Regions from separate parts of the Homo sapiens genome. Here all the other regions are linked to region 2. The links are chromatin contacts, found by Hi-C or POLR2A ChIA-PET in ENCODE. All regions are on one chromosome and are shown on one strand. The core of a region is the stretch at or near the end of the contact, and the rest is flanking DNA. Distances in the headings are between cores, read along the strand shown. Region 1 holds the start of LINC02136 (long intergenic non-protein coding RNA 2136). Region 2 holds the start of CMTR2 (cap methyltransferase 2). Region 3 holds the start of ZNF23 (zinc finger protein 23).

The links. A loop is a pair of places that touch in the nucleus more often than their neighbours do. ChIA-PET counts read pairs that join two places held with the same protein, here RNA polymerase II (POLR2A). Pooled maps may share reads with other maps.
Region 1: a pooled map shows a loop between it and region 2 (3-fold over the local background). The contact joins the promoter of LINC02136 here to the promoter of CMTR2 in region 2. A Hi-C loop is called at or near these places in 3 of 50 pooled maps. POLR2A ChIA-PET finds 5 or more read pairs at or near these places in 3 of 52 experiments (RWPE1, WTC11 and activated CD4-positive, alpha-beta T cell).
Region 3: a map of CD4-positive, alpha-beta T cell shows a loop between it and region 2 (5-fold over the local background). The contact joins the promoter of ZNF23 here to the promoter of CMTR2 in region 2. A Hi-C loop is called at or near these places in 5 of 168 maps with a recorded cell type or tissue (CD4-positive, alpha-beta T cell, gastrocnemius medialis, left cardiac atrium and 1 more), 8 of 37 single-sample maps with no recorded cell type and 19 of 50 pooled maps. POLR2A ChIA-PET finds 5 or more read pairs at or near these places in 5 of 52 experiments (A549, AG04449, IMR-90 and 2 more).

Annotation. Positions count from the first base shown.
Region 1 is chr16:71,424,552-71,428,439 of GRCh38, forward strand. It overlaps LINC02136 (long intergenic non-protein coding RNA 2136), which reads right to left and starts at 1,913. Exons shown (of 3, transcript NR_146574.1): 1 at 1,610-1,913. It overlaps TRM-CAT2-1 (tRNA-Met (anticodon CAT) 2-1), which reads left to right and starts at 1,942; the gene lies at 1,942-2,014. RefSeq lists enhancers at 1,331-1,831, 2,383-2,482.
Region 2 is chr16:71,288,110-71,291,939 of GRCh38, forward strand. It overlaps CMTR2 (cap methyltransferase 2), which reads right to left and starts at 1,293. Exons shown (of 3, transcript NM_018348.6): 1 at 1,027-1,293; 2 at 769-828. LOC102723786 (a long non-coding RNA gene) reads left to right here and starts at 691. Exons shown (of 4, transcript XR_933707.3): 1 at 691-846. RefSeq lists silencers at 1,046-1,415, 1,496-1,565.
Region 3 is chr16:71,460,900-71,464,515 of GRCh38, forward strand. ZNF23 (zinc finger protein 23) reads right to left here and starts at 1,348. Exons shown (of 5, transcript NM_001381984.1): 1 at 1,311-1,348. LOC124903709 (a long non-coding RNA gene) reads left to right here and starts at 1,413. Exons shown (of 2, transcript XR_007065105.1): 1 at 1,413-2,393; 2 at 3,034-3,616. RefSeq lists enhancers at 947-1,036, 1,307-1,466.

The DNA.
Region 1 (3,888 bases), core at 663-3,162, 140 kb after region 2:
TCCCCAAAGGCTGGGAGAAGCCACTCAAGGTTAGGAGCGGGACATCTTGAAAAATATGTTTAAAGTGATTGCTAGAACAAACCATGTTCCTTCCCTCTATAGCTTCTCTGGCTGAGCAGCTCTTCAAAGCATCTGGGAACCACCCCAACTGGGGATGCTGCCTGACCATCAGCTCCCCGGGGCCGAGTGTGTATGGCCCCAAGATGAACATGAGGGGAGCCCCAAATTCAAGGCTGGCTGGTGGCAGAGAGAAACGCACCCAGGACACAGACTTCGGGCAGTGCTCCTTCCTCCCTTCACACTCTCCCTCCTGCTTTGAACCTGGAATGGTGAGAGCAGCTGAGGGCAGCTTGGGGGTGGGATCCTGAGCCCCCCTTTCCCCACACCTCTGGGCACGTGGAATGTGGCCCACCCAGGGGTGGCTCAGATCCTGTCTCTGGATCGCAGAGGCCCCAGCCTAATGGAGAAGGCAGGACTAACACACAGAGAACAACTGAGAACCCCCTCAAACCCTGGGATGTGCTAGTCACCAAGTGCCCTAGGAGATCAGAGAAGAAAGAATCAGAGTGACCACTGTGCAAGAAATCACCGGAAACCAGTTCCCAAAGGAGCACCGAAACCCCGATCAGAAGAGCAGGTGTGTGTGTGTTGGGGGGGGGGGGGGGGTAGAAGAGACTAGTCCTATCAGGTAGTGAAATATATGATTGGTTATCTGGTAAAAACAAGCAAAAATGCCACAAGGTCTTAGAGAATGAGTAAGCTGGCAAGTTCAAGGTCGTCATCTTACCCAAAATGGTTTTTGGGCAATGGGATGGGGTGAAGACTCCCTGGGGCAGTAACATCCCTGAAACAGTGAGAAGGGAATCTTGAGATGGGGAGAGCTCCCTCCACCCACCCATCCACTCGCCCATCCCTCCCCGCACCCTTTATTCCTGTCATCTTTTCATGTGACAATAAATTGGACAGCCCTGCTTGGAGCCAGCAGTGCGACTCTGCTGCCCTTCATAGACCCTCTGGGCCTATGTGTAACCAGGAAGCAAGATTATTTGAGAAAGAAGAGAGAAAAAGAAAAACGCGGGATGCAAAATAAACAAATAAATAAATAAATGAATTGGCAAGTCCAAGGCAACCATAATTTCTTCCCTCCATTTTCCGACTGAATTCACGTCCAAGAATCTTCTGGAACCTTCCCTCCCTGCTTCCACCTCACCCCCACCTCGACTCCAGGACCTAGACCTGGGCCTGGAGATTTCACACCCCACACCCCTTCTCTGCCCTCCTGCCCTCCTGCCGCGCTCTCCTGCTCCCCAGGGCCCTACTCACCCCTCGCTCCGGGGTCGCCCCTGACGCCCACCCGCGGCTGAGGTCGCACGCTCCAGCCTCAGTCCACCCTGGAACCCTGCATTTGGCAGCCACGAGAGCCCATCTCCCGCCCAATCAAGAGGCCGTCGCCCTGGAGACGGAGGACCCCAGCTGGGGTCACCCCTTGCAGCCTCCTCTCCCGTGCTTGCCGGTTCTTGCCACCCTCCGCCGCTTGCACCGGACCCAGGCGCTCATCCCCCGCTTCCCCCGCGCCCCAGCCCGGTCACGCCTCGGAGCTTGTCCCCACCTGGCCGTGCTCAGAGTCTGCCTGCCCGGCGTCCCACACGCACCGCAGGGCCCCACCGCCTCTTGGTGAGCCGCGGTGGCTCGGGTCCCGGGTCCCCAATAGGCTGCGCTCCCGGCAGGCAGCTTTCTTCCCGGCGCGGGGCTCGTTCCCTGAGGCCAGGCCGCTCAGTGGCCGCAAGAGCGACCTTCCCACATGTCCCCAGGTGTGCGCACAAGCCCGGGGTGAGACCAGAAGCTGCTGCCTGCAGAGCCCGACCTTGCGTAGATGACTCCGCGAGTGCAAGGGGCTGCAGGCATTTTCTTACAGGAGGTAGCAAGCTTGTCTAAGCAGAGGCCCTCTTAGCGCAGTGGGCAGCGCGTCAGTCTCATAATCTGAAGGTCCTGAGTTCGAGCCTCAGAGAGGGCAGCTGTTTTGTTGTGCTACGAATGCAGCAAATGTTCGGATGTAACCCAGCAAAGCACTCTGAACTATGGGCAAAGAGTAGGTGTGTCCCTCAAGGACCAGAGAGTAACAATTGCAGCAAATATGCGGATGTCACCCAGCAAAGTGCTCTGAACTATGGGTAAAGAGTAGATGTGCCCCTCGAGGACCAGAGGGTAAGGATGTGCCATCACCTGACAGCCAGGTGTACAGGAGCAGGGGACCCTGCCACAGGGCCGCGTAAATAAAATACATGGTAAGGTCAACTCGCGAATGAATCACCCTTGCTCATAACGAAAAGAAACTCAGATCACAGCCACAGGAACTGCTATTGTCCCCTCTCCCAGGAATTAAAATCCACAAATGAGGCCGGGTGCATTGGCTCACATCTGTAATCCCAACACTTTGGAGAGCCAAGATAGGAGAATAGCTTAAGCCCGGGAATTTAGAGACCAGCCTGGGCAACATAATGGGACCCTGTTTCTACAAAAAATAAAAATAGCCAGGCGTGGTGGCAAGTACCTCTAGTCCCAGCACCTCTGAGGTGGGAGGATCGCTTAGGTCGGAGCTGCAGTGAGCCCTCATCACACCATTGCACTCCAGCAGTTTTAAAACAAAACAAAACAAAAACCTCCACAAATGAGAAAACACGCACTGTTGGCATGAATGTAGGCAAACGGACACTAAGCGTTGCTGGTGAGAGCTAAATTGAGTCAATTCCTCTTGCAACATCTATGAAAATCAGCCTCCTAGACCACTTCCAATCTCTTTTTTCCTCGACCTTCCTCTGCTAGGAGAAAGGCCTTGTCTCCACCCTCGCCTCCATCCCAGACCCAGCTTCCAAGAGCCAGGAAGACCGAGGCAGTCAGCACCCAGCCTCAAGAGATCTAGGAGAGGGGGATGAGGCGTGGCTTGAATGACAAGCTCTGATTCTAGCTCTAGCTGAATCCTTCCATATTTTTCATTACAATACCTTCTATTTATTTTGTAGTTTATTCTCTATTAGTTATTTAGAAGCATATTTAATTTCCAAAATAGGAAAATTCTAGTTTTATTTTTATTATTTATATCTTAATTGCATTGTGGTCAAATAATATATTCTGTAAAAGTTAAATCCTTTGAAATTTATGGCTCAGGTATATGGTCGTTGTAAATGCTGTGTATGTGGGTGGGGTGGGGGTGTGTTCTGTAGTGGTTGTGTGCCTTGTTCTAAGTTTTCTTTTTTTTTTTTTGAGACTGAGTCTCGCCCTGTCGCCCAGGCTGGAGTGCAGTGGTGCGATCTCGGCTCACTGCAAGCTCCGCCTCCCGGGTTCACGCCATTCTCCTGCTTCAGCCTCCCGAGTAGCTGGGACTACAGGCGCCTGCCACCACGCCCGGCTAATTTTTTGTATTTTTAGTAGAGACGGGGTTTCACCATGTTAGCCAGGATGGTCTCGATCTCCTGACCTCGTGATCCACCCGCCTTGGCCTCCCAAAAGTGCTGGGATTACAGGCGTGAGCCACTGCGCCTGGCGCCTTGTTCTAAGTTTTCTAATCATGTTATTCAAAGCTTCTGTACCCTTATAAATTTTTTATCTGTTTGAACTGCTGGTTACTGTGAGATATAAATTTGTCTAATTTGTTGATTTTTCTTTTTGTATTTTGAGGCTACAATAACAACTACATAAAAACAGAATTCTTGTGCTTCCTGATGAATTGAACCTGAACTGAACACTTATGAAATGTTCCCCTTTATCTCAAATATTTTTTGTTTTCTAGTATGTTGTCTAATATTAATATAACATCAACTTTCTTTGATTTGTGCAGAAAGTATCTTCTTCTATTATGCTGTACTTTCTGTACCCTTATGTTTTAATGTA
Region 2 (3,830 bases), core at 43-2,542:
CTCCCTTACTCACTACTCCAGCCAAACAGGCCTTTCTGCTGTTCACTGAAGACACCAAGCACATTCCAAGACAAAAGTCTTTCTGCATTGGTGGTCCCTCTGCCTGGAATGCTCTTTCCCCAGCTGTCAGCACAGCTAACTCCTTCACCTCCTTCCAATATTTGCTCAAATGTCATTTTCTCAGTGAAGCCTACCTAAGATTGCATCTTGCATTCCCCATGCCTCTTACCTCGCTGTATTTTTTTCCTATGGTACTCATGTACTTCCAACCTATAACTTCCTTCTTTTTGTTTACTGTTTATTATTTGTCTTCCCCAAACTAGAATGTAAGCTCCACAGGACAGAGATCTTTGTTTTGTTTACACATAGACCATTCCAAGAAGTTGGACATTGCCTGGTACACAGTAAGCACTCAGTATTACTGAATAAATGAGTGGATATCATACTTAGCACAAAAGGGATCTCTCTCTTCAGGTTCTGAATATGAGTCATTAATAGTGCACCTCAACTTCACTCCAGCACTTAAATGCATGACTTAAAAAAAAAAAAAAAAGCATGTGGCTTACAGCGTGTGTGGAAAAATTTTCCAGTATATGATCCTCTGAGCCTTTCATTAAACAGTCCTTTGAGCTTTGTGACATCATAATTCTGCTAAGTGGGTCGCTATTACCATTCTCATATTGCAAACTCAAGTAGGCAGTTATGTAGCCCCCGCCCAAATTAGTGAACCCAAAACAAAACCCACAAGATCTCATCAACAGTTTTTACCTCACAGCTGACACTTATAAAGGAGTTCCAAGTGCTTCCGCCAACTCCTCCTACCAGCAACTGTGAAAACAACGGCCAGTGAGTATCCAGGGCTGACTTTGGGCCGGGCACCCCATATCTCATTTCATCTAGTGAAGTAAGTCCCAAACCCCACTCCAGAGGCCCGGTCCCTGACCTGGAGGAAACTCAGTCCCAGCCCCTGGCTCACCCGCTGGGAAGTCGAAGGAGGGCCCGGAATCGTACCCAGGCCTGGATTACCTTCGCCCACGCCCACTGGGGCCCCAGTGTCTGGAGAGGCTGCACTTTACTCTCTCGAGGAAGCCATTCTGCACTTCCGCTCTCGGGGCTGCTTCCCGGGATGGTCCCTCCCTTTGGGTCCGCGGCGCCTCCAGCCACAAGGCAGGGAGATGGTGCGCCGGACTGGGGGGAAGGCTGTCCGGACCCGCCCTCGCGGCACCGGGAAGCCAGTCCCACCTCCGGGCCCCGCAGCCGCGAATGCCGGCAGACAGGGACCAGGAGGCACTCAAGTCCCACTGCGCACGCGCCCTGTAGGCCGGGCCGGAGTCACGTGCGCCAACGTTACGCACGCCGGCGACTCTCGCCTCGCCTAGGCCTCAGCTCCCTAGGTTTTGCTTCGCGGAGTACAGAAGCTGGGAGGCGCCAGCCTCCCGCCCCCGGCCACTATGGCAACGGAAGCGGCGCGCGCAGGCGGAGCATTCTTTGGCTCCGTCCCGAAGAGGGGTGAAAGGGAGAGGGACAGGGAGGCGAAGGGGAGGGGGAGGGGGAGGGAGGGAAGGGACGGGGCAAACCTGTCTGTCAGGACGTGCTGGTTCCGCTCACTGGCTGCTGGCCCCAAGGGCTTTCAGACTCTTCTGGACAGTTGTTACTTCCTGTACAGACTGGGTTGAAACTGCAGCTCAAAAGACGATAGGTTAAAAGCCAAACTAGGGAACTGCAAGATAAGATTGTTTATATATACATGACATAATATATATTAATTATGTTGCTTAATAAGCCAATAAGAAAAAGGCCAACAACCCCAGAAGGAAAATGAGCAAATATTAGAACAGGCCTCCCAAAAAACAAAAAAGTCAAACAAATAGCCACTAAGGATATACAAAACTGTTTAAACTATTATTAGACAAGAATGGAAATGAAAACAGCAAGTTTTCTTTTTACTCGGTTTAGCAAAGATGTAAAACCTTGGTAATGACCACTGTTGGTGTGACTATGGGGAAACAGGTTTACATCTGTGGATGGAAGAAAAACGTTATTAGAAACCTTACGGAAGGCAAACTTATTTATTTGTTTGTTTACTGAAACAAGGTCTTACCCTCACCCAGGCTGGTGTGCAGTGGCTCGATCTCGGCTCACTGCAGCCTCAACTTCCCCGGGCTCACGCGATCCTCCTAGAGAGATGGCATCTCCCTATCTTAGGCTGGTCTGGAACTCCTGGACTCAAGCGATCCGTTGGTCTCGGCCACCCAAAGTGCTGGGATTACAGGCATGAGCCAAGCCGCCTAGCCCAGAAGGCAAACGTTGAAAAGAGACATGCACTTTGGCTGGGCGCAGTGGCTCACGCCTGTAATCCCAGCATTTTGAGAGGCCGAGGCGAGCGGATCACGAGGTCAAGAGTCCGAGACCAGCCTGACCAACATAGTGAAACCCCGTCTCTACTAATAATGCAAAAAATTAGCCAGGCGTGGTGGCGGGCGCCTGTAATCCTAGCTACTTGGGAGGCTGAGGCAGGAGAATCGCTTGAACCCGGGAGGCGGAGGTTGGAGCGAGCCGAGATCTCACCACTGCACACCAGCCCGGGCGACAGTGCGAGACTCCGTCTCGGGAAAAAAAGAGGACATGCATTTTAACCCAGCAATTCCTCCTCCTCGCAGTTTATCCTTAGGAGATAATTAAACAGCTGGCACTCACTTTGGACAAAATGTTCATTTCAGCATCTCAATAACATAGCCAAATGGAAATACTCTAAATGTCTACTTTAAGAGAATTAATTAAATTATTACAGTACATCTATATAATGCACATATATGCATTATATGCAGCCATTAATAGGCTGTATGTGTCAACAGTATTGCATGAAAATAGAAGAATATTAGAATTATGTGTAGAGTTTTTAACCATTTATGTAAATAGATATATAGACATAAATGTAAAATTCATTTTTTACAAGTCTTCCAGAACATGGACCAATGGAGAAAAGATTATATTTTCACAAAATAGTGGTAGGTCATTTGTGTCTCTCCATGCAAAAAAAATTGTATTTGGACCCTCCTTACATCATAAACAAAAATACATTTCATTTGGATTGTCAGTCTGTATTTTAAAAGTTAATAAGAAAACATAAGAGAACATCTTTGCAACCTTGAAGTAGTCAAAAAGTTTATAACAGGACACAAAATACTAATCATAAAGGAAAAATGTATAAATTGAACTATATTAAAACTAAAAATATTTAGAGCCTGTAGTCCCAGCTCTAGGGAGGCTGAGGCAGGAGGATGGCATGAACCCAGGAGGTGGAACTTGCAGTGAACCGAGATTGCACCACTGCACTCCAGCCTGGGTGACAGAGCGAGACTCCGTCTCACAAAAAAAAAAAAAAAAAAAAAAAAAGAAAGCACGGGCTGGGTGTGGTGGCTTATGCCTGTAATCCCAGCATTCTGGGAGGCCAAGGCGGGCAGACTGCTTGAGTCCAGGAGTTTGAGACCAGCCTAGGCAACATAGTGAAACCCCGTCTCTACTGAAAAACAAAAAATTAACCTGGCATGGTGGTGTGCACCTGTAATCTCAGCTACAAGGGAGGCTGAGGTGGATCACCTGAGCCCAGGAGGTTGAGGATGCAGTGAGCTGAGATCACACCACTGCACTCTAGCCAGTACAACAGAGTGAGACCCTGTCTCAAAATAATAATAAAGTACAGGGATTTATTGCAAAGTGAATAGCATTTATACAAGTAAGTGCTATATTGTGTGGTACAAGTTAAGTGTTGTAGGAGTCTAAAGAATGAAGTTAGTAGGAAAAATATAGGAAAAGACTAGGGAAAAAGA
Region 3 (3,616 bases), core at 98-2,597, 170 kb after region 2:
TGTCCATTGAAAATACATCGATAAATTTTCATACAGTTTTTACAATGGAACATTACCCAGAAGCTACACACAGAATGAATTTGGAAACTTAACATTGAATTATGCGAGTCCCAGATGACTTATACACACAATGGTGCCATTTATATGAAGCTCAAAAAAAAAATTTAAGTACATTGCTTACAGATACATGCATATGTAATTATTTTTTAAAATAACAGGGCTACAATTAACACAAAAGTCAATATAACTGTTACCTCTAGGGGTTGGAGGCTGGGAGTTGGGTTGAGGAGGAGGAACACATTGATAAATTCAGCAGTACTGGCAATCTTCTCTTTCTTAATTGGGTGGTGTGTTCATGGATGTTTACTACTATATATGTAACATATAAATATATATTTTAAATAAATATATAAACCAGCAAGGATGGGGTGAAATTGAGGACCCAAAATGTAATACAAAGAACAGCCAATGTGCTTAACTATACTACAGTGAACATAACCACACTTAAGTGGTAGGAAAGAAAAGGGGTAAGCAACTTTGGAAAACAGTATTTTGACTAAATACCATAAGAGTAAAGACAAAAAGACCTGTATCCAAGTACTGTACTTTAGGTAGTAAATTTGCTTTTCATGGGGGTATGAATTAGCGATTCTGAGACTACTAAATATATTCTAAAACTGAGTGAATTCGTAATTACGTTGTAGAAGTCATTCCCAGGTCACTGTCAACCCTGAGCCGAGAGAAGCAGGGCTGAGTTACCTTTTGGGACTGACACTGCTCCAGGAGACAATGTCCTCCAAAAGCCGGGCTGCTTCTGCTGCCGGGTGACTGGGAGGGGCTCTGCGCTCCCACTCGGCCCTAATTCATGACCCTATGTCAGGAGCCTGGGAGCACACGGTCCATACTCGGGATGCACATAGGTTAATGTTCCTGCCAGACCTCAGCATGTCAAAAGACTTGTGGTATCACCTCGGGCCGCTTCACGCCCGCAAATATTCCATCTTTTAGCTGCACCGACACATCTTCCCCCGTCGACCAAGTGCTAAATGCTCAGGGCCTCGTGGCTGGGACAGCAACGTGCGTTTCCCCTTCCAATGGGCGCAAGCTATTGAGCCACAAAGACCAAAGCTGGAGTCGAGGAGCGCGGAAGAGCACCCCGGGCCGCCGCCCTGCTCCCTCTCCCAGCCTGGGCCTCCTGGCAGCGTAGGCCACGGGAGACCCTGCAGCACCCAGGGTGGGAGTGCGTCTCAACCGGACCCAGAGCCTGGGGGACAGGGCACGGCACACAGCGCCCGGAGCCCTGCACTCACCTCCGTAGCGGACTGCTCCCCGGCGCTGCCGGAAGTGCGTCACCAGGCGGCCGGGCCTCTCTAGGAGCAAGGTCGCTGCGCCTCGGTGGTGGTCACGCCCGGCCAGCTGTGGCCGCATCCCTGTCGGCTAGCTCGGGTCTGGCCCACGGTGACTGTTACCCCTGGGGAATGGGGCAGGTAAGAATCAGAGCCAAGCGGGGACCCAGCCCGGGGAGGTGAAGCTGCAGGTGCAGCCACGTGTGGGAGTCTTGGAAATGGACCAGTGGATGGCGCGCTGTCACACCCAATGCCCCCTTTTTCTAACAAATAGTTTGTAATGTCCATCTTATTCTCCTGACCTGATATTCATATATAATGGCCTAGAAAATCATACATAACATACACACCTACATATTAAAAACTAATGTTATGCCTTAAGTGTAATGAAAGAGAAAAAAAAGAGGACCGTCATCTGTCGTTTAAAAACACATACTTCAATGTGTTTGGTCTTGGCTGCTGCAGGAGACCTAATAAGGTGGTCGCCTTTACACATAGACGTTGTCTGAGTGCCACAGCCACAAAGCTGTGACTTACATTGTTGCAAAAGTCACAAAATTATGATCCAAAATGGCAAACATGTTTTCGTGAAGTTCTGAATGAAACACAGGACAATCGTCTCTTGATTATACAATAATTACATTCCTGGAAGATCAGTGTATGTTAAAACTGTGCAAAAATACATGTTTATCCAGAAAACAGGTTTAGATTCAGATAATTTAGAAATAGAATTTTCACCTACCTGAATGTTCAGCAAGACATTTGAAAGTGTGAACATTTTTTCAGTGGGCAGGACTGTCCTGTACATTGCAGGATCCTGGCTCCTATCCACAACGCTAGTAGCAATGTTACCACTGACACCAAATATAACAAAATACCTACCATAAAATTCCAAAATGAGCCCTGGGGGAAGGGAGACAGTACTAAATGCCACTGGATTGGACGACCCTTAAAATCCCCACCCCCTCACACACCCCCTAACCCTGGTAATGTGGGCTTTTCTTCCTTCCAGCTCTGATCCATCCAACGCTGCTGCACTGGAGACTGGTATTTGGCTCCCACTTGCCTCTGTGGCTTCTTATCACTCCCATTCATTCCCTGACTCTACCTCAGCCCTACATGCTAAAAATGCTGTTCTCTAAATCTAGAATGCCCTTCCCTTCCCATTCCTACCCTCCATCTTGACTGTTACTGGAAGTGTGAGCTCAAATCCCATTTTGCATGGGAAGCAAGCCTTCCCTCATCACCCAGAATAAGGCAGGACACTCATTTATGTGCCATCACAGCACTGTGTACTTACTTAATGGTGATAGTTTATTTATATGTCTGTCTTCTCTGGTGGCTGCAGGGAACAGACACTGTATCTATCTTGTTCAACATCATCATCCTCAGCTAGAGAATAACTGGCAGAAAGAAGGAGAGCAATAAACATTTGTTGTTGACAATGGTCCAAAGGCTCCAGCCCTAACTCTTAGGCAGAAGCCTACTTTGTGTGTCCCCAAGGGTAGGATATGTCTTATGCCTTGGACCTTGACAGTGACCATGGCCAGGTGCCCTTCTCTGCCTTGCCCTGACCCTGATCTTCACTGTTTTCCAAAATGAGTTCATTAAGAAAATGATTGGGCAGAGTAATAGCTGGGGATTACGTTGCTCTTGTCAATAAGTTCTGGTTTTCACTTCTTTCTAGGGTCAGAAATCAGGAGTGAGGACTTGTTGAAAGAAATAGGAAGGAATCAGATCACATAAATGCTGGCCCCAAATGTTTGCATCATAAACCCATTGCCTAATTTTACAGTTGAGAAAATAAAGCTCTCTAAATAACCACAAAGCTCCTACTCCTACTTCAGACATATCAGAAAAATGAGATAATAATGCACAAACCAAGTTTCAAAAGCTCTATGGTAGGTCTGGAGAGATGGAGATCAGTTCTTGTCTGTCAGCCCCTGTTCTTCCATTCTTATAAGGTTACAGAATCTCTAGCAAGGGACATGACAGCTCAGGGAAAAAGCACACATTTCCCAGCATTCTTTAAGGCAAAGTGTGTCCATGTGACCAACTTCTGGCAAACAGGCTGTAAGAAAATGTGATGCTGTGTCCTTAAAGACAAGGGACATGCCCTCCCTGCCCCCAAACCTTCATCGACCAGGTGGAATGTTGACAAGGGAGAGCATCAGAGCATCTTGGACCATGTGAATAAGGGTGTGGCTGCTGGGGATGACAGAGCAACTAAAAGGAGGAGGCACAGAGCTGCTATATCAGCCCCAGATGGC